Linked DNA regions of Homo sapiens: region 2 is linked to region 1. Evidence: read pairs that join two places in POLR2A ChIA-PET (ENCODE). Cell type or tissue: Panc1. All regions are shown on one strand. Links, peaks and the distances in the headings refer to the core of each region. The heading gives the core; the rest is flanking DNA. Region 1 overlaps CACHD1 (cache domain containing 1). Region 2 overlaps CACHD1 (cache domain containing 1).

Evidence for each region. ChIA-PET counts read pairs that join two places held together with the same protein. Peaks named below come from ENCODE experiments on the same cell type or tissue, not always from the same donor. Only the 100,000 strongest peaks of a DNase experiment are listed, where the experiment ranks them.
Region 2: POLR2A ChIA-PET joins it to region 1 with 11 read pairs; 2 of 35 experiments call an interaction of 5 or more read pairs at or near these places.

The regions. Positions count from the first base shown.
Region 1 is chr1:64,490,113-64,505,795 of GRCh38, reverse strand. All of the region lies in intron 1 of CACHD1 (cache domain containing 1), which reads right to left. Among named protein-coding and RNA genes, the nearest start is that of CACHD1, 28 kb to the right of the region's middle. RefSeq lists enhancers at 537-1,036, 11,253-11,898. In Panc1, for the core only: CTCF peaks have their summits at 5,478 and 5,679 (motif pointing left); no DNase peak of the experiment used is centred there; H3K27ac peaks cover 1,036 bases.
Region 2 is chr1:64,627,648-64,643,330 of GRCh38, reverse strand. It overlaps CACHD1 (cache domain containing 1), which reads right to left. Exons shown (of 27, transcript NM_020925.4): 5 at 13,850-13,976; 6 at 10,588-10,732; 7 at 9,071-9,287; 8 at 1,362-1,511. Among named protein-coding and RNA genes, the nearest start is that of MIR4794, 56 kb to the right of the region's middle. In Panc1, for the core only: no CTCF peak of the experiment used is centred there; no DNase peak of the experiment used is centred there.

The sequences.
Region 1 (15,683 bases), core at 2,836-10,835:
AGGAGGGTCAGGGAGAAGGCAGACCGGGGAAGGAGGGCGCCCGGAAGGCGGGGCGGGGCGCAGCCAAGAGGGGGAGGGGCGGCGGGGTCCAGGGGGATGGTCGGGCGTGGATGGGGTGCGCCCAGGGAGGGGGAAGAGGTGGAGGTGTTGGGGTTCGCCCAGGGAGGGGGAGGAACGGCGGCATAGGGTGTGCCCAGGGAGGGGGAGGGGCGGCGGGGCGGGGTGTGCCCCAGAGGAGGGGGCGGGGCGGGGCGCGGCCCGGGGGCGGGGAGGTCCCTTCTGGCTACAGCGATTTTATGCACCTAATCAGGCTCCTGAGCTGAGGGCCTTCGCTGAGCCGCTCTCCGAGGCCCAGGAAAGCCCGCAGCCTCCAAGGGTGCAGCAGGAGGAATGTCCCCTCCCCTCCCCTCCCCTCCAGACCTCGCAGCATAGTGACAGTTGCAAGACGAGCAATAAGGAGACAGCCACCCTGACAGTAATGCCTGTGGCTCCCGGGGCTGAGCAGGTACCAGTACAGGGGCTCCCCAGAGGCTCTTGACTGCCCTCCTGTATCTTGTTCCTTTCCATCTGCACTGGGGATGGTGGCCTTGGGAAAACAAAAGCAGTTCCTGCACGGTCATCCGGAGCTTAAAATTGGGTGGTGGTATAATAAAAAGTTACCTCTATACCTCTAGTTTCACACCAAGTGAGATAAAGTTTAGAAGAAATCTGAACTACATCCAGAAAATAAATGTTCTTCTGGGTGAGGAAGAAAAAAATTATTTCCAGAAAAAAGTTTGGAAGTCTTGGTCTCAAAGACTGCTGTTATCAATATCAAAATATCAATTCATGGAAATGAAAATATAAACAAAAACTATCACCATTTCTTGAACAGCCACTGTGTGCTCCTGGTGTACATCCTCGCACCGTCTTCACAATCCATTCAAACATCTGATCAGTGTCTCAATCAGATAGGCATAGATAGCACTACACTGCCGGCTTTGTAAAAGGGTTGCAGGGAGGTCCCAGGCCTCATAGAACTTGCAGTCCACCTCAAAGTAGGTACAATTTGCAAAGGAGGGGATTTACAACAGGTACGTTGCCCATGAGTATGCCCAGGTCAGTATATCTTTCCATTATACCATAGTGGAAGATATATTTATTTATTCTTCCTAAATATAGTAGAATTTCAGTCTTAACATCTGTTTCTACTCCCTTGCTTAGGAAAGCAAAATGAAACCAAGCAGAGGTACCTATATACAAAATGAAAGAATTAAACCCAACAGGTAAATCCAACTAATGGAAAACTGACGAGAGAATTCTGGTACACCCAAAAGAGAAAGGTTGAGACTTGCTAGAAAATTCATTAAGTCAGAGACTGTGTTCCTCAAGAAACAGTTCTAATGCATACCATTAAGTTCCAGTGATTAAATGTTGTGTCACATTTAAGTAAAATAGGTGTCTTCTCCTTTTAAGACATTTTCAGCAGCTGGGTGCAGTGGCTCATGCCTGTAATCCCAGCACTTTGGGAAGACAAGGCAGGTGGGATGGTTTGAGCTTAGGAGTTTGAGATCATCTTGGGCAACATGGCAAAACCCCATGTCTGCAAAAAATACAAAAATTAGCCAGGCATGGTAGCACACGCCAGTAGTCCTAGCTACTTGGGAGCCTGAGGTGGGAGGATCGCTAGAGCCCAGGAGGTGGGGGTTACAGTGAGCCATAATTGCACCACTGCACTCCAGCCTTGGTGACAGAGTGAGACCCTGTCTCAAAAAAATAAAAATATTTTCACCTTTTCATGTGCATCTCCATTGTGTCCACCAGGATTACCTTTATATTAGAAGAGGTCAGTGCTTGTCCTACATTTCCAAAGTAGGCAGAATGACAAGAGCTATTATATAAGGACTATCCCCAACCTCTTCATTTACAAAAGGAAGGGAAACAGCGTCACAGGTCACTATGCTGATGGCTAGCAAGGCCTAGAATTAGAGCCCAAAACAATGATCTCCCCATTAGTATACAGGAAGTTTTACCCATTAGTCTAACAAATCCCTGGCTTATTCACATTTAATTCTCTAAAGAAGCTCTACAAAATATAAACAATTGGAACCTACATTTATGTATGTATGGGGGGGATCATCAGTAAAAACACTTCTAACTGTATGCCTCAAATTGTTTAACATGAGTTAAACAAAACTTTTTCATCCTTCTAACAAAACTCTTCAGGTCTACCCACCATGCTACACAGCATTTGAAAATGTTGACCGAAAAAGTAGTCTAGCAAGTACTCTCTTTATTCACATGTAAGAATTCATCTTAAAAATATGAAATCATACTTTGTATGAACAAAGATGATTCCTAAAAGGCATGACTTAGTATCTTGGCTCTGTAAATTTTTGGAGTTTTGTTTTGTTTTGTTTTGGGTTTTCCATGTAAATATATTCTGTATTTTCTCTAAAGTAAACCAGTGCTTTGACAGATTTTAGATTTTTCCCCTTAACTAAAGGCATTATTCAATTTCAATGTCCTTGGAGTGTTTTATCTGGGGATTAGACAACTGTACCAAAACACAGCTGTTCCAGTTTTTTCTCCTTTATTTTTCACATTAAAAAACTCCCACTATCAGCCAGTCCAATTAGTTACTCACTATCAAAAGCCGGCTTTGGTCTTTCATCTTCTGGAAAACTGGATCCAAGTGACAGGGTGTCATGGAAACTGTATCTTGGGTCATTTCCTGTTTCAATTGTTTAACCACAAAAAAAAGTTCGGCTCTATCAGATGGAAATTAATGAATACTTGCTGTTGCCTTTTGAAGAGCATGCAACTAAATAAAAAAAGTAATTATCCTTTTTGACCAAGTTTTTCCAGCAACCCCAGGGAATACAGGGAGATCAATGCACCCAAAATGGGAAAAGAAAAATACTTCGATGCAATGAAACAAAGCCTTTTTCCGTTCAGTTTCCATAATTCAGTGGTCAGTTTTAAGGCTGCCACTTGGGTTTGGGAAATGTAACTACAGGTTAAGTGGTTTTAATTGCAGTTAACTTTATTCATACTCTTCTACTTACCACAAATTTTCAACCTCTCCTCACCTACTTCACCTAAATTTTGACATTAATTAGACAGAGTTGGTATTTTCCTTTTTAACCTGAAATTCCCCCACCATAAGAGAATGTGCAATAGAAACAAAAATTATAATCTAAAAAGATTTTATGCTGTACCTATTATCTGAAAACAACACACATGCACACACACACACATAGATGCATGCACATACACATACACACACAGAGAGAGGGAAAAGTAGAGCTTAAAGCTTACAAGCAATACCAAGCAGGCACATGTGTTTTTTAGGAATGAAGTCGTGGCTGGAATTCAGTAATAATGAGCCCCTCAGTGATCTAATGTACACCAGTGTACATTATGGATGGAAACAGAGTGCCAGACAGGACAATGGGGAACTCAACCAGTGTTTAATATGTTCAGCTCTGTCTAAATAACTGTTGGCAAAAAATGTGGAAGCAATACAACAAATCAATTTTAGGGCTCAGGAGGATTTGCTCAAATAAGACAGCTATGAAGTGTACATTACAGGATAAGTTCACAGCTCCATTGTGGGAAAGGCATCTACTTGCAATGTTTTCTGTCCTGTTTAAGTTGTTATATGTCTTCTCTATTCAAAACAAGGAAAAATCTCTGTTGCTTCTTTTCCTTAGCCTTTAAAAACAACAACAACTGGGAAAACATCCAAAAACAATTAACCTTAAATATTATGTAAAGTAAAGCTAAGTCTTCTATCATATCCAACTTGCTGTTGGGGAATTTCTATGGAGAAGAAAGTGAAGGGGAAAAAGAGAACACTTTTCAGTAATGACACCTGAGTTCTAGACCTTTTACCTATCATTTAATTACTCTGTTTATTTAATAGGTGCCAGCAAAGAGGCATCTAGGCCAGGCTCAAATCTACACGTAAGCCCCTAAAAGATCAACTGTGTTTTATTCAAAGTGAGATGGAGCTGATGATTTTCAAGTGGAAGTCACTTCCATTTCTTTTTCATCAGCCTTGGAAGAAAGTGGAATAGCCATCCTTCTACACCTTGCAGAGAGAAAGGTACTGATAGGTAGTATTTCAAGGTGTTTGTATTACACTTACTATGGTTGGGTATTTTTGTGCACAAAAACACCAGAAGTAGAAGTAATTTCACCAGAAGCAGTTTTTGCCAGAAGAAGATGTAATTTCTAGAAACTGTTCAGATAGTATTTTCTTATAGAAAAAGTAGTTAAACTATGAAATTAACTGCTGAAGGCATCAACACAAAAAGGCATAAATCAGTTCAAAGAGGGGAACCTAGACTAAAATAAATCCAAGAATACAGCTGCCAATCTGACTGGAAGGCCTCTGGTCATGATGAGTGAAGTTGGTTTTATCCCGAGAGAAATGATACATAAAATAAAGATAGAGCTGGTAGAGGGAGAGGTTGTGAACTCCAAGAGAGGCAAGAAATAGTCAGTGTATCAAAACCACTTTATTATTCTGGCTATAACTATTTTTCTTTTCACTTATTTCCTAGAAAATATAATGGTAGTAAGTTCATTGCACTTTCCTCTTAATTTCTTCTGTATTAAAATGCAGGAGGAGGGAATAGAGAATCTTCACATTTGCAAGAAGTAGCTTAATTATATAATAATTATAATAAACTGTTACTATCTGCATAGCAATAGGTTAAAATAGGTTAATTTTCTCTCTGTCTCTCCTTTTTTTTTTTTTTGAGACAGAATCTCACTCTGTCACCCAGCTGGAGTGCAATGGTGCAATCCTGGCTCACTGCGACCTCTGCCTCATGGATTCAAGCAATTCTCCTGCCTCAGCCTCCCAAGTACCTGGGATTATAGGCACTTGCCACCACGCCCAGCTAATTTTTTGTATTTTTAGTAGAGACGGGGTTTCACCATGTTGGCCAAGCAGGTCTCGAACTCCTGAGCTCAGGTGATCCACCCGCTTTGGCCTCTCAAAGTGCTGGGATTACAGGCATGAGCCACCGCGTCCGGACTCTCTCTCTCTCTCTCTCTCTCTCTCTCTCTTTTTTTTTTTTTTTTTTAAGAGACAAGGTCTTGCTACGTTGCCCAAGCTGGTCTGGGTCTTGCTGTGTTGCTCAAACTGGTCTCAAACTCTTGGCTTTAAGGGATCCTCCCGCCTCGACTTCTTCAAGTGCTGGGATTACAAACATGAGCCACTGAGCCCGGCCGCAGTAGGTTAATTCTTATAATTTGTGTATGAACTTAAATACTGGATTTTATGAAAGTTCTATTCTGGGTTTCATTTGTTTTGTTTGCATGCCCAATCAAGGATACTATTTAGAACATAGATATTTATTAGGCATGTGAGAAATGGGAAAGTTCTTCGAAGATTATAAAAAGGCATTCTTTTTTTGCAACACCAAAAACTTCATTCCCAACAGGCACATATGTTGAAGACACAAGGCCAAACACTACTGGCAAATGAAAAACATACCATTGTGAAACAGGTATGTGTATGCTGCCTACTGGAATTCTCAAGTGCTCTCCCATAGACTCCAGCTCCCTTGCAGGTAGGTGGAGTCATGTGACCAGTCATGGCCAATGGGCTGATCAGAAGTAACCTGTGTCATTACCCAGCCAAAGCCTACATGAATGAGGGTGAGCTCTCCATGCCTCTCTTGCCCTCTTGAGGCAAATCTTAACGTCACAGTTTGAGATGGTAACATCTCAAGATAGAAGAAGGCCACATCAATCCTTAGAAGACATATTAAACCAGAAAGATGTGTAGAATCACTGAAATAATAAGGATTCATTTGTTACCACAGCCTATCCTCAGCCAGGTGTTCTTAGCTTCTTCTGTGTTACACAGCTCAGGGACAGGGCAGTGAAGTATGAGAATCTCCCAGAATCATATGTTTAAATGCATAAAACACACAAGATTGTAAAGAACACCCACTATAATTTTTTAAAGCTGTAACATAGTAATATGTGCTTCTTTATTATTAATCAACAACATCTCTAATGATGGGTCTAACAACTACTGTAATTTCAAAGTACTGAAGATTATGCCATTTCAAGTTATCTGTAGAAATCTACAATTATATATGAAATATTTGTTTCTGTGATAAAGTTCTCCATGGGCTGCTAATACTGTTAGGCTCTGTTGTCTGCAATGTAATGGAAAGAAATGATAGATTTTAGTTAGAGGTTTGTGTTGTAATTTTTTTCCTCATCAAGTTCACGGACTCCTTGAATTCTGCGGAGCCCAGAATAAGAAGCTCTGAGTTTCACCATCTCCTAATACAATCATACTCTTAACTTCTCAGGCAAAAGTTCTACTGAGCTCCCTAGGGTTGCATGTTTTGCAAAGTGTGTGGCAGACTCCTTTCTGGCCTGTCTTCTGCCATTGAGTTTCAGTCACTGATTTTGTGTACTGGCAAACAGTTTTGAACATGAATGCAGTGAACTAAGGAAGCGTATTGTTCCAGTTGCTAGAATCCAATTTTATGGAGGCTTAGGTGCCTTTAACGCAATGGTGAAGAAAACTGATAAGAATCAGCCCATAAGGGGCTGGTCAAGTCCTCTAACATGATAAACATCATCCAGTCTGGGAAAAACAACCAACAGTTGTACAAAATGCTGCTGGTAAAACACCGTGTCCAGAGGCTTGTCATGACTTCAAGAAACATCAAGACACCTGGAGATTGCTGATACGAGATGCTGGAGCCGCTGTATCAGAATGCTGTCCAGTTCGCAGCTGGTCAGCACTACTTCAAGAATGTATACTACCCCAAACTAACTGGGAAATCAGTTCTATTTAATAAATCTAGGAAGACTGGCTACAGCAAGGCTGAAATAATTAATACTGTTTTAGATGGTTCTCCATTCTGCAAGTTGCAAAGAGAGAAATGACCAATGTACTTTAAGCACACGATTATTGCACTTTCTTTCTGGTCATTTTCCCAGGGGAAACCACCAAGTCAGCCCAGCAAGGTAGTCAACACCTTACTCAAGAATAGGAGACAGAGTAGACAACTGAGTTGTAGATGTCAGTCCTGATAGAGAGACAAGAGATCAGAATATCAAGAAGTATTTGAAATTAAGACTCTGCATGCAAGACTTGAAAACCAAGAAGCTGGGGCTTGAGACTCAATCTTTTTTCACATTTCAAATACTGAGAGATGCTGTAGTGTGGTAGAAGTGCCACTGGATCAAAAGTCATGAAACTGAGCTTTTCATCTAGGCCCCATCACGAGTTATTTCAGCAAACATGGGCAAGAAGCCACATTGCGCTGAGCTTCAGATTCCTTCTATAAGGAAGGCGCCTCCCTGCACAAAAGTAAAGATGCAGTAAACTTTAAAAATCTCAGAAATATGATGATACAAGGAATATAATCAAATACAGTTTTAAACTAAATGTTTTAGAAAACACAGTATTTCAGTTTCGAATAGTGAAAAAATAAAGAGAATAAGTAGTTCTAATATGCTGGAGCACGCACTGTATTTGGTACTGTACATGAGTGATTTTACAAGTTGCATGAGTTAGCATCTATATGCTGTTGTGAGTCCCCTATGCCTTCTCTCTGGTAGCTCTCTCCGAGCTTTGGTGAACCTCTTGTTTAATTGTCTGTTAGCTCCATGAGGATATGCCACACTCTTTTGTTTTGTTTTAGGAACAGAGTCTTGCTCTGTCACCCAGACTGGAGTACAGTGGCACGATCTCAGCTCACTGCAACCTCCGCCTCCTGGGTTCAAGCAATTCTCCTGACTCAACCTCCTGAGTAGCTGGGATTACAGGCACGCACCACCACGCCCAGCTAATTTTTGGTATTTTCAGTAGAGACAGGGTTTCACCATGTTGGCCAGGCTGGTCTTGAACTCCTGACCTCAGGTGTTCTGCCCACCTTGGCCTCCCAAAGTGCTGGGATTACAGGCATGAGCCACCACACCCAGCGTGCCACAGTTTTGTTTAAGGGTATATTGCCCCACTGTTGGAAGACTCTGGAAAGGTTTTCTGGAGAAAGGAGGAATGCCCAAATGCCTGTCAAAGGGCTTGGGATCTAGTCTGTGCTCACTCTTGGCCCCTGATAAACTCCCTCTGCCCCTTTTTGATATGCTGATGTGTCCTGTTGTTATTTTGATTATATTCCCGCCAGAGGCTGACTCATTTACCAGGAGAACAAGCCAGGGTTTAATGCCTGCTGATTCCTGGCTCTCTCTGGGGTATTTTTTTTCCTGAACTATATGACTCCAAATAGCTGCAGTTCTCATAACCATCACATTAATTTCAACAGGCCTTGAAATCTCCTAATTCTTTCTGGTTAAGGGGCTCTTCCATCTTTCCCTACTTTCCTTGCCAACCATTGCTGGCTATAATTAATTGAAAGTGAAATTTCAAAACTAGGAAGGACTGTCTTTATTTCCCCCAGCCCACAAGCACAATAAGCAGATGCAAGGCCTGTGTCCTTTTCTTTATCTACCCTAAAGCCTCCCAAGGCACGATGGAAGCACAGAGTAGGGACTGAAAAAATGTTAGCCGAGTGACTGGATAATCAAAGGATGACCACTGCAAATCAAAGCCCTGTAGCATCCTTGGCAGAAAGAAAAAAGCTCTGCCTTCATTTTAGTGTTGGAGGCACTATAAAATTACAGACTATGTCTCTTTCTCACTCTTTTTTTACTGCAAAGCTAATAATCAGTAGCCAATGGGCTAATTCCTCGGCATTTTTTTGAAGAAAAAGTAAACATGATTTTTTTTTTTTAAGGACCAAATTCCCACCCTGCTTTGAAACATAAATCTGAAGACCCCTCGGGTTAAAAATGACAGCTAGACTCCTTTAATCTTGAAAATGTTCTCTCCATGGAAACCTTAAGGACAGGAAACCACTTAGGCAAAGCTTTCTTTTTTCTTTTTCTTTCTTTTTTTTTTTTTTTTGAGACAACTTCTAAGGAAAATCTAGGTTTTGAGGAAATTGGGCTTCCATGCACGAGTGTCCTGTAGGAAGGCAGTCCATGTCATGTGACTTCATTGACCCATAAATTGACCCATAAATAAAGCTTTCCGAGGTTGGCTCAGCTGGAAGAGACTTTGACTCACTTCACCTCTCTAACAGATTCTTATTCTCAATTCCCAGTGCACCGTCTCCACTATTAAGTTTCATGTTAGGTAGAACACACTCTAGTTTCACCCAAAGGCTGTGAAGTTTGTAAGCTATAAGTTTCAAGTAGGATAAGAACCTCAAGTGGGATGCCATTGGCTACAAGACTGGAAAAATTTGAGTCAGCAAATAATCCTAGAAAATTAGACTGGGAAGGTTGTTTACTAGATTATAGGAGGAAACTAGCACAGAGAAGCTAAGTTATTAGCTCAAGCCTTCATCATATATATGGCCAGATGTAGAATAATTTTTCCTACCTCAAAGATGACTAGATTTTTCTTGACACTCCAGCACATCTCCTCTTAAATATTCTAGGTTGGCTGAACTTAAATACTACAACTATTACTACTACTAATAATAAGCTAAAAAGCAATCAAAATATTTTCAGTAAGACTGAGGTGGGGCAATTTTGCACAATTTGACATCCTTTATAGAACCTTGAGCCTACTACCAGAAGTGAAATACACCACAAATTTCAAAGGATAGGCCTGAATGTAGTTCAAATAAGCACTAAACATACATCAAGTCACTTTCACTACCACTCATGTTCTAGGATGCATTGTCTGGGACATGGGCCAGGTTGGCAAACAAATCATTATAAAATGCAAAGGTATTAAGTGCCCTCTTGCCTTTGGCAGCACATTCAAAGCTAATCAAATATATTATAATAAAACGAAAATATAGCTACCAAGGTCCCAGCCAACAAAGGAGAAAAGTCCATACATGTTCTTTTTTCTTTTAATGGATTAGATATTCCAACTTTTGTTGTATTTCTTTGTGAAAGACACGCCTGGGAAGAAATGGGAAAAGCAGGAGACACAGCCATAACTTGAAGAAAAAGAAGAAAAAAAAGTAGGCTTAGATGAAGAAATTTGAGGACTTTGGTGCTAGGGCTCTTTGAAAACTCATTACAGCAACTCAGGTTCAAAAAGGGTCAAAAAAAAAAAAAGTAATTCTCTTAGCTTGGAGTCAAATAAAAAGCACTGTATTGCTCTCTTTCTGCCCATGTTTATCTATCATTTCATCTCTCTCCCTATCAAGAACTGAGGGCAAAGTTTATCTGCCAACTTCAATCCAGGCAGACAGACCAAGTACATTGGGGACATACCCTTTTGTGTGGTCATTCACACTTGGAAGATAAGGGAGAACTTAGTTTTTCAAGTACATAAGAAGAGATGGTAGCCATTTATTTCAACAGAGAAGGTCAAAAAGAAATAAATTAAGATTATATAGGAGAGCTTTTCCTAATACATGAGAAAAGAATTCCAGAATATAGCATAGACACTGTATACTGTAATAAACTTACCTAAGGCTGGAATTTAGCATTCTATCCTCAGGTTTTCTTTCCTTTTCTCTTTTTCTTCCTCTAATAATGATGACAATAATACTTTGCATTTTCATTCATTTCCAGTTTTCAAATTAATTCTATATATATTCATACATTCCATTCTCCCTAAGCAGGGGAGGGGAGGTTGGTTTCCAATACATGCTTACTTGGAACAGAGGAATGATCTAAACAAATGTGTTTTCAACCACTGGATCTGTAAAGTATTTCCTGTTGACCGAACTGTAACTAATACCAGTTCCTCTCATAACCCATGCCCATATTCTCCAGAGCCCCCCACACAAAGAGACCACTACACAAAGAAACAAGATTTATGCCAACAGCAAATATTATGGGGCTCACTAAATGCTGAATCAATTAATGTAATAATCCTAAGTGCTCAAGCAGAAGCTGACATGGGTTTCAACCCCACATCTACCACTTCGTGGCTTTCACATCTTAGATAAGTCATTTCTCTTTCTGAAACTAGTAGCTATCTGCATTAGAAATAGAACTCTAACCCTTAGCATAATGCCTGGCACATAAAAAACACTAAAAAAAGTGAGCACTATTTTAAGTTCTACTTACCAATAAAACGTGGTTCTTAGGAGATTTTCCCCCCTTTCCTAGCAATTTAAGCAACCATATCCTGTCAATTTAAGCAATAAAGAATTCCACTAGCCTTGTGGTTTCACTGGTAGGTAACAGGTAGCAAATAAAAGCAGCTACTACATGGTTAAATTCTAGATTGGAGCTTCCAAATCAGACTAAAGAAAGAGAAATGTAAATTCTTTGTCGTTAGAACCATCCCAAAGCTTTGGGATGTTGTTGGGGAGCTCGAGAATTGCTATCCTATATAAATAAATCTCGTCCGTGACAACTGCTGGAGATATGTCACTAACACAGCTTGATTTGTCCACATTTACCAATGCAGAGATTTCTTTCAAATTAAGAGAAAACAGGGGAGGGAAGATAGTTAGAAAAGATGAGAAAATTTCATGTGTCTTACCAGGCAAGGCCAGAGCCACAGTCCCACTTTACAAGCCCCTACCTGGTCTAAAAGAAAAGTTATCTAAAGCATTAACTAAGAGGATAAGAAGCCACCATTGTTGTGGGCTTAAAGTGATCCACTTTCACTAGGGCTCAGAGAAGTGGGGCCCTCATTGCAAATGCAAAGTCCCCAGCTGGGGGTAAGAAGAGAAAATGTTAAGATGCTCAGCTCTGAAGTGCCAATACCCTGGTCTCCACATTCCAACGCTGGCCGCCTCCTCCCTCCCTTGTCCCACCGCTCCCTCCCATTATTCTGGAGCAGGTCCTTCCCAGCTCTGCCATTCGGTGACAGAGAGACTTGGGAAGCGCCCCAGGAACTGCTGAGATGGAGAAATACACAAAGGCTCCCTTCCACAAAGCATTCTTTCACAGAGGCAGCCGTGTCTATTAAATAGGTCCCCTTAATGTGCATACACTTCTATAAGGAGATTATGAGAACCACGAGCTCGCTAAATCAGCCCCACAAAATGTGTGTAAATCCACTGCAGGGAGGAGAAAAGGTGTGTGTGGCAGGGAGGAGGGAGGATTTAAAATTAGTGGCAGGGGGCCTCCACTCTTCTTGGTAATTCCCTGGGGAAAAGAAGGTATAGACAAAACTGTCCAATGAGGCTGCCACAACCCCTGGGTTGAGCCGTTTGGTATCTGCACAATTCCTTTCCTCCACTTGCATTGTTATATTGTCCAGCTATGGGCCATAACTCTTGCAAAAATATTCCTTCCTCTAAGTTGTAAGAAGAGAGGCATAATAGTTCCCTATGTGGTAATATGCACTTTCCACAGTCTCCCAAATCTTTAGAAATAGGAAGCACAAAATGTAACAAGTAATTTTCCAATAAAATGTGTGATGCATTTTCTCAAAATAGGTAAGTGAAGTGCTCGACTATATATTTATTAAGCCCCTCATGGGTCATCACACTGGCTTCATGAAGGATTCAGCTTTTCACCTCATTATTTCTTCATGATCACCTCCTCCTGGAGAAGAATTAAAGTTACACAAAAAGCAAGTTTACCCATAGTAATAAGTGGAATGTCCTTTTATTTACCTAGCTATACATAAGATAAAATAAAAAATCTTTCACTCAAAAAGCATTTCCAAACATTTATAAGATATGCAAATGATTTCCCAGTTCACAAACGGATTTTAGAGACATTTCGTTTGATGTGACAACAGCTCTGTGACACAGATATTAACAACTCCCGTGTTACAAAGTCCAGAGAGATTAAGTGGAGCCCCAAGTCTTTCCTTCCAAATTCATTCATTCATTCCTTCAGCACTTACTGAGGGCCTAGTTTTGGCCTGGGCACTATTGAAGGTAGGGATTCAGGGAAAGCAGATGTAGTCTCTACTGCTAAGTATCTCACAAGGGCAACCCAAGCTTAGGTGTAAGAAAACAGGCATCTTTCTAGAGAAGGCTATGTCAGAGCTGAATTTTCAAGGATAAATTTCCTGTTCTTTTCACATCAACATGTCCTCCATGAATCACCAGTATTAAACTAGGCTAAGAAAAAATGAACCTGATAATCACCTTTGTGCCAGAAGACAAAAATAACTGGACAGGAAGCCCAGGCAGTCCCAGTGGCGGTGCTGTCTTTTACACTGACGTTAACTCTAACGATCAGCGGAGTAACCGCACAGCGCTGCTGGGCACCTGGAGCTTATTGTTTCCGTGTGGCATATGATGAAGTATCAGAACGGGGAGGAGTATATCTCCAAGAAGGAATGTGATGAGCAGAAAAACTCATCCTGTGAGATTGGCCTAGAGAGATCTGAAGCCAGGAGCCATTTGGTCTTGTCCAATGGCATTAATGTACCCACAGACAAAGGCCAAAGGGGACATGGAGGCCAGAGCTGCTGGTCAACGGCTTGTTTTAAGAAAACAATAGGGGGACCCAACTCCATGCTATCAGAATAAAGGCCATCCTTCCCCGTATTTTTCTCAAGTTATACAAGTGCCGTTATTCTTCAAGCAACAAAGAATTCCACTAGCCTTTTGCTAAGGATAAAACATTTCCAAAATATAAGTTGTTTAAACTGCAGGTATAGAATAATTTCTTCAACTGTCTTCTTTTTCCCAAATGAATAATGCTACCTAGATGAAAACAATTTTTTTCTTCACCTTTTATTCCAAATTTCTTTTTTTAAAAAAAGCTTCCATCTTTTAAAATTCAAACAGAAATACTGAGGGAAGTTCCAGTTTCAAACCATCTTTTGTCAAGAAAAAAAACTAGTGAAAGGTACTTTCAGGAAATCAAGTACAGTATATGATTTCAACACAGCAAAGCTAGTGTCTCACTGTTAATTTTTATTAATAAAAAAAAAACAAAAAACAAACAAACAAAAAAAACCGCTGGGTGCAGTGGCTCACACTTGTAATCCCAGTACTTTGGGAGGCTGAGGTAGGAGGACTGCTTGAGTCCAGGAGTCTGAGACTAGCCTGGGCAAGACAGTAAGACCCTGGCTCTACAAAAAACAAAATTTTTAATTAGCTGGACATGGTGGTGCATGCCTGTAGTCCCAGCTACTCAGGAGGCTGAGGCAGGAGGATCACTTATGCATGAGAGGTCAAGGCTGCAGTGAGCCAAGCTGGGCAACAGAGGGTGATATGGTTTGAGTCTGTGTCCCCACCCAAGTCTCACATCAAATTGTAATTCTCATGTGTCAGGGGAGGGTCCTGGAGGGAGGTGACTGAATCATGGGGGTGGATTTCCCCCCTGCTTTTCTTGTGATAGTGAGTTCTTGAGTTCTCATGAGATCTGATGGTATAAAAGTGTGGCACTTCCCCCCTTGCTCTTCTTTCTCTCTCCTGCCACCATGTATAAGGCATGCCTTGCTTCCCCTTTGCCTTCCACCATGATTGTAAGTTTCCTGAGGCCTCCCCAGCCATGCAGAACTGTGAGTCAATTAAACTTGTTTTCTTTATAAATTATCCAGTCTCAGATAATTATTTATAGCAGTGTGAAAACAGAGTAAAACAGAGGGAGATCATTTCTTTAAAAAAAAAAAAAGAGAGAGAGAGAGAGGAAGCAGTCCTTGAAGAAAGGTACTGCTTTTCCCAGTGCTTTGGGTTAGTTACTATATACAGGGACCCTGGCATTCATGGACTGCATGTTTATAGTTTGGACCATTTGAGAGCAACCCCTGACCAAATTTAAGCAGGGTAACAAATTCTAGACATTATTAATATTAGTCATATCATACTGGTCTCTCGATTTTAGACAGGTTCAATTATTTATTTACTTTTTCAAAATTATTTAAGCAAAGATTTTTCTAGATTTTTATCTTTTAATTTTTACATGAGAACCCCACAGGATGGGGGGTTTTCTGAAAATTAAAGGGCAAGAGTTTTCAGTCCATGTTTGGAGAGAGAAAATGTTGCTCTGCATCTATGTTCCCACCAGCATTTGCTGACTTCCCTGAGAATAAAAGGTTATAACTGAAAAAGCATGATACAAAGTACTTTTATATAAATTCTTGCTTTTGGTCTTCACTACAACCTTTGAGGTAGGGTAAAATCCCTATTTTACAGATCAAGAAATTGAGGCTTGCTGAAGCCAAGTCACTCTGCCTTTGCACGACTCCTTTGTAATTGTTCTTAAAAGGCAAGCTATTTTTGAAACTCACTGAAGGGAGAACATGACATTAGCAAGGCATTGCACCACCCACAAAGTACATTCTCTCCCCTCAGATGTCTGAAGGGTACACACATCTTCTGAGAAGACAGAAACTCATCAGCTTGAGGAGAAAATGCCAAGTTTAAAGTGAGGCTTGTTAGAGAAGAAGCTATCACAGTTTATTAAATTAGCTTTCTCTCCCAGTGAGTGTTTGATGTAAATGGCAAGGGTTCGAAGGTCAAACAGGAAGAAGTATGTGCTTTAATTTCTCCCCCCTAGAGGTGCATGAATGTTTTCTATTAACGAAAACCCTGTAGCCAACAAATCCTAGGCTTGGATCAAACAGCCCTCCATCTTTTAAGTTATAACATCACAAGGAGACATTTCAAGAGGAAACCATGCCCAGTCAGACCTGCAGTACCAGAGAGAGGGCTGCTTCTGCCCTTTGGGAATTTGAAAAATATCTTCCTTTTTGCTGAAAATGCTTAGTGACAGACAAAAATATCCCCAAATAGTTATTCCTGATCGGTGGACAGGGGCGA
Region 2 (15,683 bases), core at 4,835-12,834, 140 kb before region 1:
GTGTGGTCTAGAAATCATTTGGAAGAGAATCACCCTGGCCAAAAAGTAGATTCCTGAACCCCTCCTAAGAGGATCTGAATAAGAATCTGAGAGCAATGCCTGGAAATCTGCATTTTAAAGCCATTCCCCAAGGAACCCTTAGCACATCAGAATATGAGGCCCACTGTCCCTGAACCACATGGTTCTGCATGGAAATTTCACAGTTGACAAGAGAAACAAAAGATAGTAGGTGGGAAAGACTGCTTGATCAAGACATGGCTTTTTTTTTTTTTTTTTTTTTTTTTTTTTTTTTTTAGACAGAGTCTTGCTCTGTCACCAGGCTGGGGTGCAGTGCTGCAATCTCAGCTCACTGCAACCTCTGCCTCCTGGGTTCAAGCGATTCTCCTGCCTCAACCTCCCGAGTAGCTGGGACTACAGGCGCACACCACCACGCCCAGCTAATTTTTGTATTTTTAGTAGAGACGAGGTTTCACATTGTTGGCCAGGTCTTGATCTCTTGACCTCGTGATCAGCCCACCGAGACCTCACAAAGTGTTGGGATTACAGGCGTGAATCACCGTGTCCAGCCAAGACACGGCCTCTTAAACACAAGAGAAGATGGCCACTTTGAATACTGAGGGCAATGGGCCTAAAGATGTCATGGGAGAAAAGCAATGTATTAACAGGCGGAGAGATACAATACAGCTAGAAAACTGTGCTGCACTCAGACTAGCGGACAGGTTGAATAGCAGAAGGGAAAAAATGTAGTAGTAGCTTGAATTTACCAATTTACTAAACCCTTTTACATTCTGTCATTCGACAGCAGCACAATCCATTTTAATAAGTTGTTTACTGTACATTAAGGCTAATCCTCACAACAACACTGCAAGGTAGATAATGCTTATCTCCATTTTACAGCTAAGGAAGCTGAGGTGGAGAAAGTGGCAGAAGAGGCTTCAGGTGGTGATTCTGCAGGAAAATGTGATATTCACAGATTGGGTTGTGCAGAAGAATCTAGGTCAGTGCTTTGGCTTCCTGCAGCTTAAACCAATGAGATAAGCTAAAACCTTAGATAATCCTAGAATATGAAGGAGAACTGAAAAAAAAGGTGGGGCAGGGGGACGCTGTATAAAATCCTCTGCAAGACCACGTAAGTGGAGAAGAGGTTTAGAAACAAGCAGTTCACTGGAGAGACAGATGAAGAGAAAGGAACCTCCTTACACACCCTAAATACCAACATCAGGTAGAGAAAGAGCCGCCTGGTTGCCTTTTCCCGTAGCCTTCATCCAAGCACACTGTTATGATTCTTTTTCTTCTTTTTAAAGCAGCATACACTTAGAGGGATCTTTGATCTGAAAGGAATATCTTGAAACTCTACCTACCGTTCATGAGGGCATAGGTGAGAATCATTACAGAGTTGTTTAGAAAGCTATTTTCTTCATTGATGACTTGGAGAGTCGCTTTTTTATCTTCTTCCGAAGAGTCCTTTGATGTAATGCCAGCTGACAGGTAAATGATGACCATGTCTGTATCTAAACAAAAACACATCAATTGAATGCTCTCTTTGGATTCCAGCTAAAGGCAGCAGTTCAGTTTCCTGTTCATGTCCTTGGACTTCCCCACCTCGAGGACTTGCCTAGCCCACGGTTCCTAGTCCCTCCTGTTTGATGCTGTGGCTTTCATCCCCCTGCTTCTGCCTTTCTTCCATTCCACCCTTTCTGGACAATGAGGCCACATTTATGCAGCATCAGGTAAGGAGATGTTCCTAATATATTTATCAGATGAAAGGAGGCGATTTCCTTTAGGCACCAATGGTTATAGTAATTTAAGCCAATCCAAATGGAAATCTCTCCTGCCTTCTGAAACAGATGATGCAGAACGCGACTTATCCTTTCCTCTGTGATGCAGGAACATCACCATGAATGCTCGTTTCTTGAGGACCAGGCTTTAAAATGATGACTCTTTCGGGCTCTTCAGGCACATAATGTTATTTGCTCCTAGACTAAATATCTTTAGGTAATTTTCATTTAAAAATCTCATCAGTAGAGCAGTGAAACATGGACTTAGAAGCCAGGTAACTGTGTTCAAAGCCCAGCTCTGCTACTTACAAGCTGTGTCTGGGTAATTGAGGCAAATTTCTCAACCTCTCTACAACTAATTTTCTTTGTCTATAAAATGGGAGTAATGACAGGACTGACTTAGTAGTGTTGCTGTGAAGAATAATTGGTTATTTTACGTAAAGACTATCAGCAAAAAGGTGATAAAAAAAGAAGGTAAAAGAGAAAAAAAAGAAACTACAACACACACACAAAATGAAAACAAAAACCATGCCATTGGATTGAAGGAGCACCCCTGAGTTAGAAGTGAAATTATTTTCCAAATAGGGCTGCGAGGTAGAATAACTGAGAGTTAATTTTGGTCCCGTAGAACTTCTGTCAAGTGGGTTGACTAAAAAAAAACAAAGGTGATTAATTTCCTACAATTAGAGATAAATAAGCAGAGGCTAAATGACCACAATAAAAAGAGGGAAGTCAGAGAGCTGGACTTTTACATCTTCTTCCTAATCTGTAATTCTTTGATTTAACATATATATATATATATATATATATAATGTTGAGAGTGTGTGTGTGTGTGTGTGTGTGTGTGTGTGTGTGTGTGTCTGTATATATATATATTTTAAGACTGAGTCTTGCTCTGTTACCCAGGCTGGAGTGCAGTAGTATGATCTCAGCTTACTGCAATCTCCTCCTCCAGGGTTCAAGCGATTCTCATGCCTCAGATTACTGTAGTGGGACTACAGGCACGTGCCATTATGCCTGGCTAATTTTTTGTATTTTTAGTAGAGATGGGGTTTCACCATGTTGGCCAGGCTGGTCTTGAACTCCTGACCTCAAATGATCTGCCCGCCTTGGCCTCCCAAAATGCTGGGATTACAGGCGTGAGCCACCACGCCTGGCCTCAATAAAAATTTTTAGGACATCCTACATATTTATCTTTTTACTGAGAAATATTTATATAATATGTTATACACTTACTTCTTCAGGTTTCTGTTATTGTGTTTTAGTTGAGGTTGCTCTAAAGTGACTGCGGCAGGCAACCTCAAACTTGGTCCCTTAGTGATTCCATGTCTTGACATTCATTCACCTCCTGGGGTAGCTGCCTCCCTTGAGTGTGGCTGGATTTAGTGAGTCACTTATAATGACTAGAATGCGGCAGAGGTGATGGGACATCAAGACAAAGACTAGGTTACAAAAAGACTGTGGCTTCTGCAAGGGGGGCTTTCTCACTCTGAAGAAAGCCAGCTGGCAGGCTGTAAGCAGTCCTATGGAGAGGCAAGGAACAGAGGCCCCTGGAACTGAAGATCCTGCCAGCAAAAGTGTGAGTGAGCTTGGAAGCAGCTATTTCCCCAGTAGAACTTTGAGAAGACAGCAGCTCTGGGCAATAGGCTGACTGCCGTCTCAAGAAACTCGTTGGGCCAGAGGCACCCAGCTATGCTGTGTCCAGATTCCTGAAGTACAGAAACTATGAGACAATAAAGATGTATTAAGCCACAGAGTGTTGGAATAATTTGTTACACAGCAATAGTTAATGAATATAGCTACCCTTTAAAAAATTATCCTAATGGTGAAGACACAAAACTTGAATTTCCTTCAAATTATACATTTCCATTTTAGATTTAAGTATTCTTTATTAGGCAGAATTTAACAGTTAACTTATAATATATGAATGTCATAGATAACTGAACTGAGTTTAACAAAATTTGACTCTAAGAAATAAATGCATTCAAAATTCCTCTTATTTACTCCTAATACTTAATACCAATTTTGATACCTGAACATTCTCTAGTGAACATTAACTGCACATTTAAATTTCACTATTTAGTTATCAGAGATTAGGAAGTGAATGCTGATGCAAAAAGAAAATCCACACTTTAGGAATATTCTTGTCTTAAATTAGATGTCAACAAACCAGATGTCAATATTTTTTCAGTTGTATATACAGTTCAGTAAATTATTTTATAAGGACCCTAAACAGTTCATTTAAACTTCAGACTGAAAAATACAAAAACAAAAATTGCTTGAGTCCCTAGTTGGAGGGAACATATATACATAGATACAGCATGAGGAGGATCTATGGTATGACACAAACCATCTCCTCATGGCAAAAGTATATGTGTGATAAATTCCTGGACACATCTAGGGTGACCTAAAAGAGAACCCTAGTCTCTAAGTTGTCTCACTTAGCCTTATGATTCTGCATAAAATACACTGTCATTTAGAGCTGTTTCTAGGGCAAAGGTCCATGTCTGGAAGGCCAGAAAGCTAGCAGCCCTTGAGCTGCTTTGGTAGCCAAGCACATTTTCTTTCCATTCCAACAATAAGACATACACTCTGTAAGAATCCTCGCTGGCTCTGTCCAACCCCTGACTCCATTCCCACCTTATCCTCAAGAAAAATTGAGTTATTTTTCCATTCTTATCAGATCTGTCAAATTTGGTTTGATTTGTTTTTTTAATGCATTGGGATATTCCCTTTTTAGTCACCCACTTAGAGCAATTTTAGGGGCAAGCAATTACAGGGACTTGGGGTAGAGCAGAGATGCAGCATGTAACTGGAAGAAAATGTAATAGCTCTCCATTTGCTGAGTCTCTCTATAAGCCACCAGGCATGTCTTGGGGTCAACATCAAAAGGGGAAGAGCGACTCATATTTAGGCTTTGCCCATACCATTAGATCTCCACTCTTAACCATCTTTAATTGAGGTTCATTATGATCCTCAACTAATCAGCTCCAAAACAAATTCAGAAGAAACAACTCCAGGATGTTAATGCTGTCAGTTAAAGATCTACCATAAGACTGAAAAAAGGGTCAGAATTGGACAAAAGTTTTAGACCTTCTGGTTGATATAAGGCAAATTAGTGTCAACCAACAATGATTTATGACATGTAGCTTATTTTTATATGGCTACCAATGTGGGCATACACTTTACTTTCATGTACAGACTAACCCTTACAACAATCGTCAAGAGTAGGTCTTATTATTTGAATAACCTCACATGTGGCACCTAAAACAGCACCAGATATACAGTAGACATTAAATAATTGTCTGTAGAGTGAAGAGAAATAGTGATGTATAGAGTTTACACTAGAATAAACTTCTAGGAAGTGTATACAGACCCCTTGCTACACTGTTGCCTAGGCCTTGGCCATCTTTGGGCCTGAGGTCAACTTAGGACATCTAGGGCATCTGATCTAGTTTAGCTGGAGCTAGAAGTCTTATAGGAAACTGAATATCATAATAATCACAGGAAATATGCATTGGATATTTATGATGGAATCCTGGATATTATCACCCCTCCATTTACAGGTGAGGAATCCAGGTCTGGAGAAAATAAAACAATATAGACAAATCCACAAGGTTAGAAAAATTTCAGAGTAGAACACTAGTTGAAATCTATAACCTGCATAACTCCTGGGCAATATTGCCTGAGAGTACCCTGGGACTGCTCCTTAATAAACTGGACAACGCTCATTCCTGAAGTCTTTTCTTTATACAAACTAATCTAGGTTATTTTTTCTCTAAACTGTCAGTAAAAGCTATAAACTAGAGGCCAGTGAGCTAAGCCTTAGAAACATCTTACTTGGGCTAAAAAGGGCTCCTCTGAGTATTTAGAAAACTGTGCCTTCAAAATTTGTCCAAGTCTTTAATGGTCAATCTTCTTGCCATGTTTTTGTTTGCCAACATTAAGAAAAACAACACAGAAAAATCCAGAGGAGAAATGCCTCTCATCAAACCAGCCTCCTGCTCATGTGCAGTGCAGGAATGTCTGTGAGAAGAGATTTAATGAGGTCTCTATTCACAGTTTTAAAGCTGGAACAAATGTCAACATTTGAAAATCAAGGGATTTCACATGAAAATCCAGATTTCTGGCATCTCTTGAAACAGAAGATCTGGCAGCACTGGGCAGACATTCCTGCTCAATGGACTGAACAGAGGAGCAGCTACCCTCTGGATGGTGCATGTGTCCATGTGACCATGTTCTCCAACTCATCCTCATTACCTTCCCCCAGCTCACTTGACTCAAATGCGCTGCCTGGCCACTGTGGACATCTGAGTTTGCAACTGCTAGTCTAACATTTCTCTCCATTATTTGAAAAGTATAATAATCAAAACTAGACTTTAAAGATGGTCTGATGACAGAAGAATTTGGTAGAAAGAACACTTCTAGTGAGGAATGCTGACAGGTGGGTGGCATTGACAAACAGGCCAATCTGCCTTGAGTACTTGAATTCAGCCTTGTTAACTGACCTTACTGAACCAAGGGCAACTTTACGCTCAGCCACCCCATAATATTGGCTTGTGGATAGCTGATGCTTGCCAAAGCTGGTAGGCCAAATTCTAAGATGATCTAAATGAGCAACATCCTGTATACTGCTGAATATACAGGATGTCCTGTATACGGGACATAACCTGTAACTTGCTTCTAAGAAGAAGAATATGGCAAGTAATGAGCCATTACTCCTGTGATGGTGCTTGCAAAGATGGATGGATGTTTGCCGAGGTCCCTGATAAACTTACATTGAGTTAATCACAAGCGAGAGTAATCTGATTAAATAAATCAAAAGGGAAAGTGGGGCTGATCTAATCAGATGAGCTTGTTAAAAGAGGGCCCAAACCTTCTCTGAAGCCAGGGATTTGAAGAGATGCTCTTCTATTGGCCTTGAAGAAGTAAATGAAATGAGTTTTACAGTTGCAAGGAAATGAACTCTGCCAACAAACGTGTGAGCTCATGTTTGTTGAACCTTAGCATGAATGAACCTTAGCATGAACAAACCTTAGCATGAACCTTAGGACTCTGAATGAACGGTAGTCCCACTGACACTCTGACAGTAGCCTGTGAGACCCTAAACAGAGGACTCAGCTAAGCTGTACTTGGACTCCTGACCCACAAAAACTGTGAGATAACAAATGTATATTGTGCTAAACTGCTAAGTTTGTGGTAATTTGTTATGCTGAGACATAAAACTAACACACCATGTACCATCATTAGTTATAATTACAGTAGCTTCCTTCTTTTGAGGATCCATTATGTGCGAGGCACTATGCTTTGCATTAATCAGTGCTTAGTTTAAACACAGACACAATGAAGGGCTTGGAAATGTATTCTTTAAATTTATCTCAATAGGATACATTAATATTTTCAAACAAAGAAAAAAACTATAAACAGATTTTTTTTTTTTTTTGAGACTGAGTCTCGCTCCGTCACCAGGCTGGAGTACAGTGGCGCAATCTTGGCTCACTGCAACCTCCACTTCCCGGGTTCAAGCAATTCTCCTGCCTCAGCCTCCTGAGTAGCTGGGATTACAGGCGTGTGCCACCATGTCCAGCTATATTTTTGTATTTTTAGTGGAGATGAGGTTTCACCATGTTGGTCAGGCTGGTCTTGATCTCATGACCTTGTGATCCACCCACCTCAGCCTCCCAAAGGGCTGGGATTACAGGCATGAGCCACCGCGCCCAGCCTATAAACAGATTTTTGAAAATAAAAGGGAAAATGAAATAGATTCCTTCAAGTAGTTTCAAAGCATGAGCCCCATTTCAAATATCTTTTCCCTTACTTTAGGATGCATCCTAATTCCAGATTTTCTTTAATACATAAAAATTAAATTAGAGGCCAGGCGTGGTGGCTCACACCTCTAATTCCAGCACTTTGGGAGGCCGAGGTGGGGGATTACAAGGTCAGGAGTTCAAGATCAGCCTGACCAACATGGTGAAACCCCATCTCTACTTAAAATACAAAAATTAGCCAGGCATGGTGGCACATGCCTGTAATCCCAGCTACTCAGGAGGCTGAGGCAGGAGAATCGCTTGAACCCGGGAGGTGGAGGTTGCAGTGAGCCGGGATTGCGCGATCACACTCCAGGCTGGGTGACAAAGTGAGACTCTGTCTCCAAAAAAAAAAAAAAAAAAAATTAAATTAGAGTGCCTTTGTACATCTGAAGGGCCATGCTCATCTAAATGACAGCTGGTTAGAAGAAGGAAGGATCAAGGCAAGAATTCCTGCTGCCCACTTCACGTCCACATGTGCACAAGCAGACTTCCACTCCAAGTCAAAGAGGAAGCAAAGCTGACAATCAGCATTAGAAAGGATGTGGAGATTCCCTTGGGACATAAGTGCAGACATGATCTAAATAAAGGGGCAGGAAGGGGAGGCTCTAAGAGTCAAGAAATTGTACAGACTGACCATCTTTGATTGGAAAAGATGAGAAAAACGCAGTTAACACTCTATAATTAGATGATGACGAAGACAACATATGACAATTTTATCCCAAATCTTTTTTTTTTTTTTTTTTTTTTGAGACAGAGTCTTGCTCTGTCACCCAGGCTGGAGTGCAGTGGCATGATCTTGGCTTACTGCAACCTCTGCCTCCTGGGTTCAAGTGATTCTCCTGCCTCAGCCTCCCGAGGAGCTGGGACTACAGGCAACCACCACCATGCCTGCCTAATTTTTTTTGTATTTTTAGTAGAGATGGGGTTTCACCATATTGGCCAGGCTGGTCTCGAACTCCCGACCTTGTGATCCGCCTGCCTTGACCTCCCAAAGTGCTGGGATTATAGGCGTGAGCCACCGCACCTCGCCCCCAATCAATTTTTTTTTAATCCCTCTACGCTGGTCGCGGTGACTCATGCTTGTAATTCCAGTACTTCGGGAGGCAAAGGCAGGTGGATTGCTTGAGTTCAAGAGTTTGAGATCAGACAGGTCTCAGCCAGTGAAACCCTTTCTTTACCAAAAATATAAAAATTAGCTGGGCGTGGTGGCATAAGCCTGTGGTCCCAACTACTTGGGAGGCTGAAGTAGAAAGATTGCTGGAGCCCAGGAAGTCAAGGCTGGAGTGAGCCATGATCACACCACTGCATTCCAGCTTGGACAGAGCAAGACTCTGTCTCAAGGTAAATAAATAAATAAATAAATACATACATAAATAAATAAATAAAATCTCTCTAAACATCATTGTGTGATCAATTTACAATATATTCCTATTGCCATCTTTATCTACTATGCCTCTAAGTCCTCTGAGAGAACGCACTCACTTGCTTGGAACTTTGTGTTATTGTTTGTACTTCGAATCAGCTGAAATGCCTTTTGGAATCCCACTGCGTGCTGGGTAGGACTGTCTGAAGACTTCACGCTGCTAACAAAGGTGGACATTTTCCTTTTTGTCTCACTGGTGGCTGGAGACAAGAAGGTCTTATAGCACTGGTCTAGTGAGCAAGTCCGGACGGTATCTGCCACAGTTAACACAGAAATCTGCAGGAAAGAAAAAAAAAAAAAACCACCAAACTTGTTATCCTACCGTCTAAAGATTTATTTATTTATGTAACAGAAGAGGCCAAGGAGTAAGAAGGCCTACAGAACAGATTCTGAGAGTTTCAAAATAAATCCCTGGAGCCATCCATCTATCAAATTTGAAAAGGATCCATAAGGATTGGTAAAGTGGGGAAACCCCTAGAGTTTGGTTTTTGTTCCAACATGAAGTGGTAGTATTATGTTCATACATAACATTAAACACACACACAAACTATTTTATGCAGAGAAAAGTCATAGCAAGAATGAACTATCCTGTTTTTCAACCTGGAGGTGAGGGGTGAGGGTAAGAGAGTGAGGTGTGTGTGTTTTAAGCCACTAGGTTAGTGAGCAAAACCTCTGGAGTTGGCAAAGTCAAAATGATGAAGCAGAAAATGTCCACAGGCAATAGATTATCATTAGCTGTACCCACACCTCTCTCTGAGGTGTCCCAGAGATTAGTCAGCCACTAGCGGCTTTCCCTTCTTCCTGACTTCCCAACAATCTTGCAATAAAGTTCAGCCATCCATCAGCATCCAAATCTCCCACCCCTCTCCTCCTCAGCGTAACCTCCAGTGTGAAAGTCATGGCTAATTAGAAACCTTACCATGAGCCATAAAGAAGTATAAGACTAAGCTTGGTGGTAGTTACGAAAGGGATTTTTGGATTTGTGGCTGCTTCCTCAAATATTAGAATAATACTCTTTTCCCAAAGTCTTTTCTTTTCCCAAAGTCCTTTTAAAGATGGATTTAAAAAAATATACAGATGGTCCCTGACATACAATGGTTTGACTTTATGATGGTGAGAAAGCGATAGGCAGGCAGTGAAGCTGTACTTTCAATTTTGGATCTTTTCCCAGGCTCCTGATACTTTCTCATGGTGCTGGACAATGGCAGCGAGCCGCAGCTCCCAGTCAGCCATGCAATCATAAAGGAGAACCGCTGATATAGTATTCTGCAGTGTACTGTATTCAATAAATTCTACGAGATAGCCAACACTTTATTATGTTATAAAATAGGCTTTGTGTTAGATGATTTTCCATAACTGAGGGCTAACCTAGGTGTTCCGACTGTTTAAGGTAGGCTAGCCCAAGCTGTGATGTAGCTCAGGTGTATTAAATGCATTTTCAACTTATGATGGATTTATCAGGATGTAACCCCATTGTAAGTCAAGGAGGATCTGTATATCACAAAACAATAAAGTACTTTAAAAAAGGCATTCAAGGAGAACCTGATGCCATAGGGGTCACAAGGGTCATGGTCACCTTGTCATGTTCATCGATGGCGCTGAGGATGACCTGAGCAGCGTCCTTGGCAATCTGAAGCTGAGTGTCTGTGACTGAAGCCCCGTGGTCCAGAATCACTACTATGTGCTTTGACTGCGGCCGGACTGTAGAGACGTAGATGGGTCTGGAGGGAGAAGAAGCTCTCTGGGGTCAGTCTTGGTTTAGGTAAAGGGCCTCAACTTAACACAGCTGTGAACACTACAGTGCATGGGCATGTTGGTCTCTGTGTTCTCCCAGGGATGGCACAAGGATGGAGAAATCCACATGGAAGGAGAAACCATATTGGTGCATTGAAAATAATACTTAAGACAACAAGGTGTGTCTGTAGAACAGGGATGGGTAATTTATGCCTTTAAAGATCAAAGCAGACAAGAGAAGTTTTTCAGGAGCAAACCCTTTCAGAGGTTGGCTTTTTCAGCATCACTAACATCCTGCTTTTCTCTCTTTTTTTTTTTTTTTTTTTTTTCAGAAAAAAGCAGGATGTTAGTGTTCTTTAACCCAATGCTTTCTGCACAGCTTAAAACTTCTAGTAGTTAAAATCCTCATATAAAATATGCACAACCTCTGCTTGGTATTGCCCAGTGTACCTGTTTTGCTAAAGGATGTGGATGTAGTGGTCCCTTGGGCTGAGAGACCAGCCAAGGAGAAAAAGGTCCCATCACCAGGGTTGGATTCTCCTCTGCAGACTTGCAGAGTGGGGCTTGGTTAGAAGTGAGGCAGCCTATAACCCGTGAGCATGCTGAGCAGCTTTGAATGGCAGGTTTGGTTTCTCTCTTCTCATACAAAGGCTCCTGCTAAGAGGCCCCTTTCCTTTCTGGACTGAAACAATTCACATAGGTCAGCCACCAAAAGGCCCCTTATCTGAGCATTTAAAACTGTGCCATCAAAATTTGTCCAAGTCTGTGATAGCCACTCTTCTTGCCAGGTTTTTGTTTGCCAACATTGAAAAAAAGGGGGTTGGGGGCAGCCACAAAGGAGAAATGCCTCCCATCAAAGCAGCCTTTTGCTAATGTGCAGTGCAGGAAGGTTTGTGAGAAGAGGTTTAATGAGGTCTCTATTCACAGTTTTAAAGCTGGAACAAATTAGAAGGAGTTTAAGAAAGCAAATCAGCCTCAAGAGAATTCTCTCCTTTACTGACATCCTTAAAACACTAGATTTTCCTGTGAAATGTTAGATGCCAGCTGAATCACAAAAGCCTGGGCACAAATTAAGAAACGCAGGCAAAGTACCAAAAAAACTCAAAATCTGGCCAAATTTACACTAGTTGTTCTCAAGCCCAAAGTCCTGCAGTAATTACTAAAGTACCACTATATTTTCATGAGTCGATACCATTGAGCCACTAGGGAAATGCAATAAAAAGAATCCAGGAGAGGTGGCTACAGAAATGAAACAGAGTACAGAAAAGAAGGAAAATTTGATCATCTCAACACTGACAAGTAGGTCAAATATTTAACTTTTTAGATTCTCCAAGCTAGATGGGTGGATTTTCTTTAAAATGACACACTTCCTTTGTTAAAATTCAATTCACATAAATGAAACTTGGGATATGTGTTGGCATTGTCACATTAAGTTGTTAAACGCTGCTTTAGTGGGATATATAAATAGTGATGTTAAATGTACAAACTGGGGGGCAGTCCTCATAGAATGACTGGTATCTACCACTTCCTTTCTTGTGTTGCTATGTCCTGAAATCCATTCCATACTTCCAAAGAATGTAGAGAACTTGGAAAGGCATCATAGGAAAGCAGTTAGGACAAGAAATGTGAATCGCAGTCTATCAGAGAGAAATGTGGATCATTTAGCCAAGGGAAAAGAGGTTCAAGGGCTAATTAGTGCAGATTTAGGGTGGAGATACATGAAAACTTTCCGAATTGCCTTGTGTAGGTGAATGCTGATTTTGACAAGGTTTCACTTTCCTTTTTAAACTTTTCTTCACAGGTGCTTCGTTAAAATCAGCATGCCATCTAGCCCATCTCTTCTTAGAAGCAAATGAGAATTAGATGGTTCATGGTGGCCTTTGTTCTCGTGAGAAGCCATGATCATGGCTTCTGGTCCAGTCTCCAAGACACCCAAGTCTTCACCAGAATGTGTGGGGAGGGAAAGGAAGAAACCACACACACAATAAAAATATCTTAGGACGACTGGGCACGGTGGCTCATGCCTGTAATCCCAGCACTTTGGGAGGCCTGAGGTCAGGAGTTCGAGACTAGCCTGGCCAACATGGCAAAACTTCGTCTCTACTAAAAATACAAAAATTAGCCAGGCATGGTGGTGGGTGCCTGTAATCCCAGGTACTCGGCAGGCTGAGGCAGGAGAATCGCTTGAACCCGGGAGGCAGAGTTTGCAGAGCTGAGATCGTGCCATTGCACTCCAGCCTGGGCAACAAGAGCAAAACTCCATCTCAGGAAAAAAAAAAAAAAAATCTTAGGAAAAGCACAGATGAAGTATTTTCCTTGGGGAAAAATTCTAGATAAAATTTAAAGTGAAGATGAAGGGAAGCTAAAGTAATTGTGTAGACTCCAGAAAATGGTGTGAAAAGTGGGTGCCCTGCACTAGAGCTCCAGATGTTTTGGCATCAAACATCTAACACTGCAAACAGGAAACTGTCAGGATTAAATAGGAAAGTATATTTGCTTCGGGGGGGTTCTATAATTAATGAGTCTTGTCATACAAAGTATCTCACCATTATTGCCCTTCTGGCTACATGGTAGAATCTCAAGTCATGTCTGTGAGAGAAAAGCAGGATGTTAGTAATTTTTAATCCAATGCTTTCTGCTCACCTCAAAACTTCTAATAGTTAAAATCTGCATGTAAATTTCATGCAGTATGGCCAAGCATGTCATCATAGAAAGGGAAGTTGAGTATAACAAACTACTCTGAGATATGTTATAAAGTTATGTTCAAGGGCTGCACTATAGATAAGGTACCATCATTTACATTTCAACAAAGAATTCTGAAACTCAAAACACTCTAGGTGCTTCACACAATTTGACTTCACGAGTAAGTACCTTTTTATATTTGGCATATTAGATAGCTATAGGAAAGCTCTGGGTTTTGTAATTTGCCCTTGCCTGGAATTTCACATCCACATATACTAAATGGTGAATTCATTTCAGAACAAGTACAAATTTCTGAATCCACAGCTTAAAGGCATAGCCATGAGTAGAAATGAGAAGTTTTATATTTCATGTAGATCACTCTTAAGCAATAATTAAAAACTTTAGCATGCAAGTCAACATACCTACTGCGGTGTTCGTAGCTGCCCTTACACCGGAACTTGTGTGCTGGGAAAACAGTGAAAATTCCTTCTTCTGAACTGAAATATTGCCACTTAATTCCAGGGTTGGATTTCAGGTTGTCTGCAAGAACTAGAGGTGTAAGGAAAATGAAATATAACCACCAAATCCACAGGTGCATGCAGGCACTGCTCCTCAGGCATCTGTTTTGCATAAACTGCTTCTAGTATGAAGAAATCCCACTAGATACAAGATTGTAAATTTTCTATGAAACATTTGCTTTCTGCCCCTTAAAAAACACCCCAAGAACAGAAAATACAATGTTTCAGCTAAGTGAAGTTATTACTCTTAATATTGTACCATGACATTATATGTCTTGGATTGTTTTTCCAGTACAAATGATTCATTTGCATTAATCTCTCCCTGCACTGAGCTGGTCCCTGTTGGGCTAGCACACACTAGTTGGCTTGGGGTACAGTCTGTAACTGTAGAAAACAGTGATGTTAATAGGCTGATGTTAATAGGCCTCATCACCAGAGGGACTAGACCTGTGACCTTAACCTTGCCTTTACTTTGCAATGAAGGAAACAGCATACATGGTACTTAAAAAGACAGGCCATAATCATTCAGTAAAGCTGTTACTTATGGAATGATTCCTCTGTGCCAGTGCTGGAATATAGGCTTCCTTATGTTATCTCATGTCATCCATAAAGCAACCCCAAGATGTGGGTGGTATTGTTATCACTACTTTGGAGTCGAGAAAATATGCTTAAGTGATTTATCAAAGACCTCATCAGTAAATGGCCAAGCTGGGATTCAAACCTGGCTGCCCTGACTCCTGTGTTCCTTACATCATGCTATACTGCCTCCCTTCATCTACACAGCATCCCTACCACTGACCTGCGTCTGCCATTCCCTCAGCCCAAGTGCCAACCACCTTGTTGTGTGCAATCCTGTCCCACGACCTCCATGAAGTCTTTCTTACCCTCTCCCGCAATCAGAATTTCCTCTTTTCTGAGCTCTTAGGATCTTTTGTTCTGCTCCATTCTGACTCAGCTATTTATTACACACTTACTATGTGCTGGTCACTGCTTTACATTTGGCAAGATATACAAAGACGAGCACAAAACAAGCCCTATTGTAATAATTGATATACAAGCAGACTTATACAGATGGAAATGGAACAAAAAGAAATTCAGTGGGGGGAAGATTCCGAGCTAAGGTAAAAAGGAAGGAATGCATGAGGTGTATTTGACCAGAAAATACATTAAGCTTTAAACACCCATGTGATCAAATAAGGATCTGTTTATATGACTATAAGGGCTGAGATATGACTCTAACAATGATGATGGATCTTCACCTCTACTGTAGACAAAGAGCTTTCACACAGGATATTTAAGTTGCACAAAATAATACATGATATGTGTTCTTATCTTCAGATTGCATTGAAGAAACTGAAGCTCAAAGAAATTAAATGGCCCTTTATAACACTGACACATTTTATTTTCTTCATAGCATCTATCACCATCTGAAATATCATTTGTTTAATACCAGTTAATTCTTCTCTTCTCCCTCCCCACCCCCAGTTACATTTTAAGGTCCATGCAATGAAGAACTTGGTTGGCCTTGTCCCCCGTATAGCCTAGAAAAATGCATGCACAGTGAGTGTAAATAGTTCCTACACAAATGAATATCCACAGCTAGTAGGTGGTAAGATCATGTCTTGAACATAGCTCTTCTGACTCTGTGTTTCTCACTAAATCCCTCGGCCTCAAATAAAAGTGGGTGGACTAATTACGGTATTATGTTTTTATACCATATGTAGCATCAGGAATTACA